2 separate regions of the Homo sapiens genome follow, and region 2 is linked to region 1. The links are chromatin loops, found by intact Hi-C in ENCODE. Cell type or tissue: HepG2. All regions are shown on one strand. Links, peaks and the distances in the headings refer to the core of each region. The heading gives the core; the rest is flanking DNA. Region 1 overlaps SP8 (Sp8 transcription factor). Region 2 overlaps SP4 (Sp4 transcription factor).

The links. Peaks named below come from ENCODE experiments on the same cell type or tissue, not always from the same donor. Only the 100,000 strongest peaks of a DNase experiment are listed, where the experiment ranks them.
Region 2: it touches region 1 in a loop (4-fold over the local background); 15 of 110 quality-filtered maps call a loop at or near these places.

What each region holds. Positions count from the first base shown.
Region 1 is chr7:20,783,344-20,786,249 of GRCh38, reverse strand. It overlaps SP8 (Sp8 transcription factor), which reads left to right. Exons shown (of 2, transcript NM_182700.6): 2 at 455-2,906. The coding sequence ends at 1,960. Among named protein-coding and RNA genes, the nearest start is that of SP8, 2.1 kb to the left of the region's middle. RefSeq lists an enhancer at 2,326-2,906. In HepG2, for the core only: a CTCF peak has its summit at 1,192 (motif pointing right); no DNase peak of the experiment used is centred there; H3K4me3 peaks cover 972 bases; H3K27me3 peaks cover 890 bases.
Region 2 is chr7:21,433,664-21,436,569 of GRCh38, reverse strand. All of the region lies in intron 3 of SP4 (Sp4 transcription factor), which reads right to left. Among named protein-coding and RNA genes, the nearest start is that of SP4, 7.0 kb to the right of the region's middle. In HepG2, for the core only: no CTCF peak of the experiment used is centred there; no DNase peak of the experiment used is centred there.

The sequences.
Region 1 (2,906 bases), core at 190-2,689:
GGACCCGAACAGGTTTTTCAAAGCTCTCCGGATTACAGGGAAGCGCTCTTAAAAGCAATCCAATGGTTTTCCCCCAGGCTTCTCGGCAAAGAAAACTTCCTTCCTCTCCAATCTGGACTTTTTGCTTGTTTGTTACGAAGTGTCTGGGGCTTTGTGTGCAAGAGAGTGTTGTTTTAGGTGAGAATACTTGTCAAACTCTTCTTTAGCGTGGTGCTTGCTCCCGAATCAGACGCCGGCAGCCAAACTTGTCCCCTCCTGTAGAGTAGGAAGCGGCCGGGCGCCGGGGCTGTTGGGGGTGCCAGGTGAGTTGGTGGCGGCGCGCCGCAGCGAGAGATGGGGTGCAGTGGGGCGCTTTGGAGGCTACCGAAGGACTGATGCACATTTCTTCCTTTCCTCCCCCACCGGCCCTTTGCCCACCTCCCCTCCCCCACTCCTTCTCCTCTCCTCCTCGCAGGAAGAACCGAGGTTGGGATCGACTCCTCTGGCCATGCTTGCCGCTACCTGTAATAAGATAGGCAGCCCCAGCCCGTCTCCCTCCTCCCTCTCGGACAGCTCTTCTTCCTTCGGCAAAGGCTTCCACCCCTGGAAACGCTCCTCGTCCTCTTCTTCCGCCAGCTGCAACGTAGTGGGTTCCAGTCTCTCAAGCTTCGGCGTGTCCGGGGCCTCCAGGAACGGCGGCTCGTCCTCGGCGGCTGCGGCGGCCGCGGCAGCAGCCGCGGCTGCCGCGGCCCTGGTGTCCGACTCGTTCAGCTGCGGCGGCTCGCCTGGCTCCAGCGCCTTCTCCCTCACCTCCAGCAGCGCCGCAGCCGCCGCCGCCGCCGCCGCAGCCGCCGCCTCCAGCTCGCCCTTCGCCAACGACTACTCTGTTTTCCAGGCCCCCGGAGTTTCCGGGGGCAGCGGCGGCGGCGGCGGGGGCGGCGGCGGCGGCTCCTCCGCGCACTCGCAGGACGGCTCCCACCAGCCGGTGTTCATCTCCAAGGTGCACACCTCTGTGGACGGGCTGCAGGGCATCTACCCGCGGGTGGGCATGGCGCACCCGTACGAGTCGTGGTTTAAGCCCTCGCACCCGGGCCTGGGTGCTGCGGGCGAGGTGGGCTCGGCCGGCGCCTCCAGCTGGTGGGACGTGGGGGCCGGCTGGATCGACGTGCAGAACCCGAACAGCGCGGCTGCGCTGCCCGGCTCGCTGCACCCTGCCGCCGGGGGGCTCCAAACCTCGCTGCACTCGCCGCTCGGAGGCTACAACTCGGATTACTCGGGCCTGAGTCACTCGGCCTTCAGCAGCGGCGCCTCCTCGCACCTGCTCAGCCCCGCCGGGCAGCACCTCATGGACGGCTTCAAGCCAGTGCTACCCGGCTCCTACCCGGACTCGGCCCCGTCGCCGCTGGCCGGCGCGGGGGGCTCCATGTTGAGCGCTGGGCCTTCGGCGCCGCTGGGGGGCTCCCCGCGCTCCTCAGCTCGCCGCTACTCCGGCCGCGCCACCTGCGACTGCCCCAACTGCCAGGAGGCAGAGCGGCTGGGCCCTGCCGGGGCGAGCTTGCGGCGCAAGGGCCTGCACAGCTGCCACATCCCGGGCTGCGGCAAGGTGTACGGCAAGACTTCGCACCTCAAGGCGCACCTGCGCTGGCACACGGGCGAGCGGCCCTTCGTGTGCAACTGGCTTTTCTGCGGCAAGCGCTTCACGCGCTCCGACGAGCTGCAGCGGCACCTGCGGACCCACACCGGCGAGAAGCGCTTCGCCTGTCCAGTTTGCAACAAGCGCTTCATGCGCAGCGACCACCTCAGCAAGCACGTGAAGACGCACAGTGGCGGCGGCGGCGGCGGCGGCTCGGCGGGCTCGGGCAGCGGCGGCAAGAAGGGCAGCGACACCGACAGCGAGCACAGCGCCGCGGGCAGCCCGCCCTGCCACTCCCCAGAGCTGCTGCAGCCCCCCGAGCCCGGGCACCGCAACGGCCTAGAGTGACGCCCACCCTGCGCCCGCCCCTCTCCCCGACCTCCTCCCACCAAGTCCTCTTGGGCCCTGTCTGTCCGGACTTCAACTCCAGCCTTTCCCTATTGCATCCGACTCGCTCTCTGTCTCTTTCTGTTTCTGCCCCTCTTCCTTCTTCCTTCTGTGACTTAACTTTGTAAAGGGGATATGGACAAGTAAGTAACACGCATCGCTGTCCCGGGCCCTGGCTTTCCCTTTCCACGGGTAACGCTGCCTGAACCCGTTGCAGCCGGAACCCGCGCCTCGTCGGGCCTTTATTTCTCGTTCTCTCTTCCTTGTCCTCCCCTCCTCCACCCCCCAGGTTGTGAAGGGCGTAACTTTTAGAGGGAACGGCCACTGGAGGTAGAGCTGGACTAATCCAGTGCCTGGTAGACAGCGGGCCTCGCGCGGGCAGGAGCGGCTCGGCTGACAAGCCTGAGCGGAGCGGTGGAGAGGGAGAGGCTGGAGGCCTGGGCAGAACAGCGCCGCCCGGGCAGACGGCTGCTTGGTTCCAGAGCCGCTGTACTGAGCACCTCGGCTTCGGAGCACCCTGCCAGGCCCCTGGGCATCGCCGGACGTCCTACTCAGGCTGTCGGGGCTTGGTGGGGGTGACTTTTGGCAGCCCGAGACCCAGAGTTTGTAGAGTTTAGATCTCCCAATGTCAGTCTGCCTCTTTTTCTTTGTTCCCTGAGGTGGAACCGATGCAAGTTTCAGCAAAGGGCAGTCTTGTCGAATCGCTGCAGCAGCTTTCTTTCATCTTTATAGCATATATTTTATTTTTAAAAAAACTAGGGGGAAAATAGCAACCTTCCATTTGGTTTCCCTTCTATAATAGTTTTTTCCTCTAACGGGGAGCAATCTTTCTCTCGAAACTGCTAATATTGATCCCAAAGTTACTTTGACTGCATTAACTTAACTTACGGGGTGGGGGCGGGGGTGA
Region 2 (2,906 bases), core at 227-2,726, 650 kb before region 1:
TGACTTAATGTAGCAGTGCAGAATCTTCGACCCATATTTCTGCTTTCACTTCAAACAGTAAAAACACAAAATGCCTTTATAAATAGACTTTAGCAGCAGTATCAAAAGGTTACAACTGCTGAGCCATAATCTCCAAGATTCTTTCCACCTACAATTCTATCATTTTGTAAGTCTGTTATTTCTACAAGATCTATGCGTAGCACCATTCCCTATCTTCCTTCTTGATTAAGTAAATTTAGAGCTGTGAGTGCTTTCATGCCTGCCCCAATATCCTCAACCTGCTTTCATGCCTGCCCCAATATTCCCTAAGTATTACTCATTATATATTCCGATTCAGAATTTGAAAAGCAGATGATTAAAACTCTATTTTCAGCCAGACACAGTGCCTCATGCCTGTAATCCCAGCACTTTGGGAGGCTGAGGTGGGGAGATCACCTGAGGTCAAGAGTTCGAGACCAGCCTGGCCAACATGGCAAAACTCCACCTCTACTAAAAATACAAAAATTAGCCAGGCGTGGTGACATGTGCCTGTAGTCCCTGCTACTTGGGGAGCTGAGGCCGGAGAATCACTTGAACCCAGGAGGTGGAGGTTGGAACAGATATCGTGCCACTGCACTCCAGCCTGGGCGACAGAACGAGACTCCATCTCAAATGCAAACAAACAAAAAACTCTATTTTCCTTTGCTAATCTATCCTGAAGTCCTTCTTAAAAAAAAAAAAAATGCCCTTTTACAAAATTAATGTGGCTCTACTTTGAGTACTTTTCATCTTCCATGAAAAAATCATTCAATAGGTAAAGCCAGCTTGGTAGTTCAGAACCTAAGTCATTCGTATTGAATACAAGATTTAAGTTTCTAATAATGAATTCCAATCTATAACAAACAGTATTAGAAGATTTTAAAGAAATAAGATTACTGGAGTAAATCTGACTCCTCTGAAAAAAGACTAGCCAAACACAGGAGTACATGAGTATGTATATATACAGATGCCCATTAGGGAAATCCAAATTAATAAAACATATATGGCAAAGGAAAGCCATATTTGCATTAAACCTCAAGCCAATTTTCCACCTTTAGTAGCTCTGGAAAAAAAGATCAGTGTAAGAAGTTAATTTTACTGGATTGAATTCAGTTTTAAAATTAAATATAAATTTTAATTATTTTCTTTGGTACCTATTTTTACCAATAATGAAGAATTGGTCCTCCCATTTCTGGTTTCATACTATATCCCCAGGTTTCATATTTTAATTCCTTGGAGAAGTAAAGAAATTAGGTAAGAGAGTCAAGTTCTTGAAGGGTCAGCAGTATCTTATTATTAAGTCTGAACTTCCTCTGTGGGAGAACCAGCATAATATTGTTAATTTCCACTAAAATTGACAAAGAAATATTCATTCATCAATCAAAAGGCCTACAGTATGATCTCTGTTACTACATATGATGATTACTGCCAAAAATAAGTCACATTGTGGACCACTCCAAGTTAATTACAGATTTAGCTATCAATTGTTCCTACATAGCTCTAAAGTCTTTAAGGAAATGTAACACCTGAAATTCACTTTATTTAGGGCTCTTTGACTAGTAGAAGACATTGTGAAAACAGGTAGTTAACTCTCCTCACTTAGTTAAAATAAAGGAGCTTAAGCCAGAGGTACAATTAGTTGTCTTTGAGCTTAAAGTAAGGTTTCTGCTTTTCCTTTGAAGTCAAACTCAGCACGTTCACACTTACAAGTGGGAGCTAAAAAAAAAAAAAAAATGATTACACATGGACATACAGGTGGAATAACAGACACTGCGGACTACAAAAGGTGGAGGGCAGGGTGAGGGTGGAAAAAAATACCTGTTGGGTACAAGGTTCACTATTTCGGTGATGGGTACACTAAAATCCCAGACTTCTCCACTATGCAATATATCCATGTAACACAACCGCACTTGTACCCCCTAAATCTATTTTTTTTAAAAGTAAAAGTAAAAAAATTTTAAGTTAAATTTAGAATCCCAATAACAAAACAAAAAGTATGCAGAGCATACACATATTTAGTTCCTACTACAATTCTAACTAATGCTTAGCATGAAGGTCAGGATTTACAGCTGAGACCAAAGCACAGAAACACATTATACTGAACACGTTGTTAATGGGAAGAGGATCCCCCTAGGTTGTTGCTAACATTCTCATTTCATAAAACGAAGTATGAAGCTCCCCAGCTTCAAGTACTGGTTTCATTAGATTTACCTTGTATGATTTTACTTTTTTCTGTTCATGTCATCTAGACTTCCCTTAATCTCCTGAAGAGTAAAATGAGAATAGTGGATGGTGGAGAGTTTTAGCTCATTGTCCTTGAGCTAGCAATTACATTCCGTCAAAGCTACTAATTTTTCAAGGCTTCTCATAAAAATTTCGAGCAAAATTTTCCCCACAAATTAAACAATACCATTCTCCTGGGGAACAACATGAACCGACCAAGAAAGTACTTACAGATGAATGGGGACACAAAGTAAAAGATCTGAACTTTCAGGGCTCATTTATAAAAGGGCGATATGGGTACTTATTGCTCCTTCTCCCCCTTGTCAAGACAGAAAAGTTCCTGGTGTCTCACTCTTTGTGTCTTTTTTTTCTTTCTTTTTTTTTTGAGATGGAGTTTCGTTCTTGTTGCCCAGGCTGAAGTGCAATGGCGCGATCTCGGCTCACTGCAACAACCTCCACCTCCTGGGTTCAAGTGATTCTCCTGCCTCAGCCTCCTGAGTAGCTGGGACTACGGGCATGTGCCACCACGCCCAGCTAATTCTGTATTTTTAGTAGAGACAGGGTTTCTCCATGTTGGTCAGGCTGGTGTCGAACTCCCAACCTCAGGTGATCCACCTGCCTTGACCTCCCAAAGTACTGGGATTACAGGCGTGTGCCACTGCACC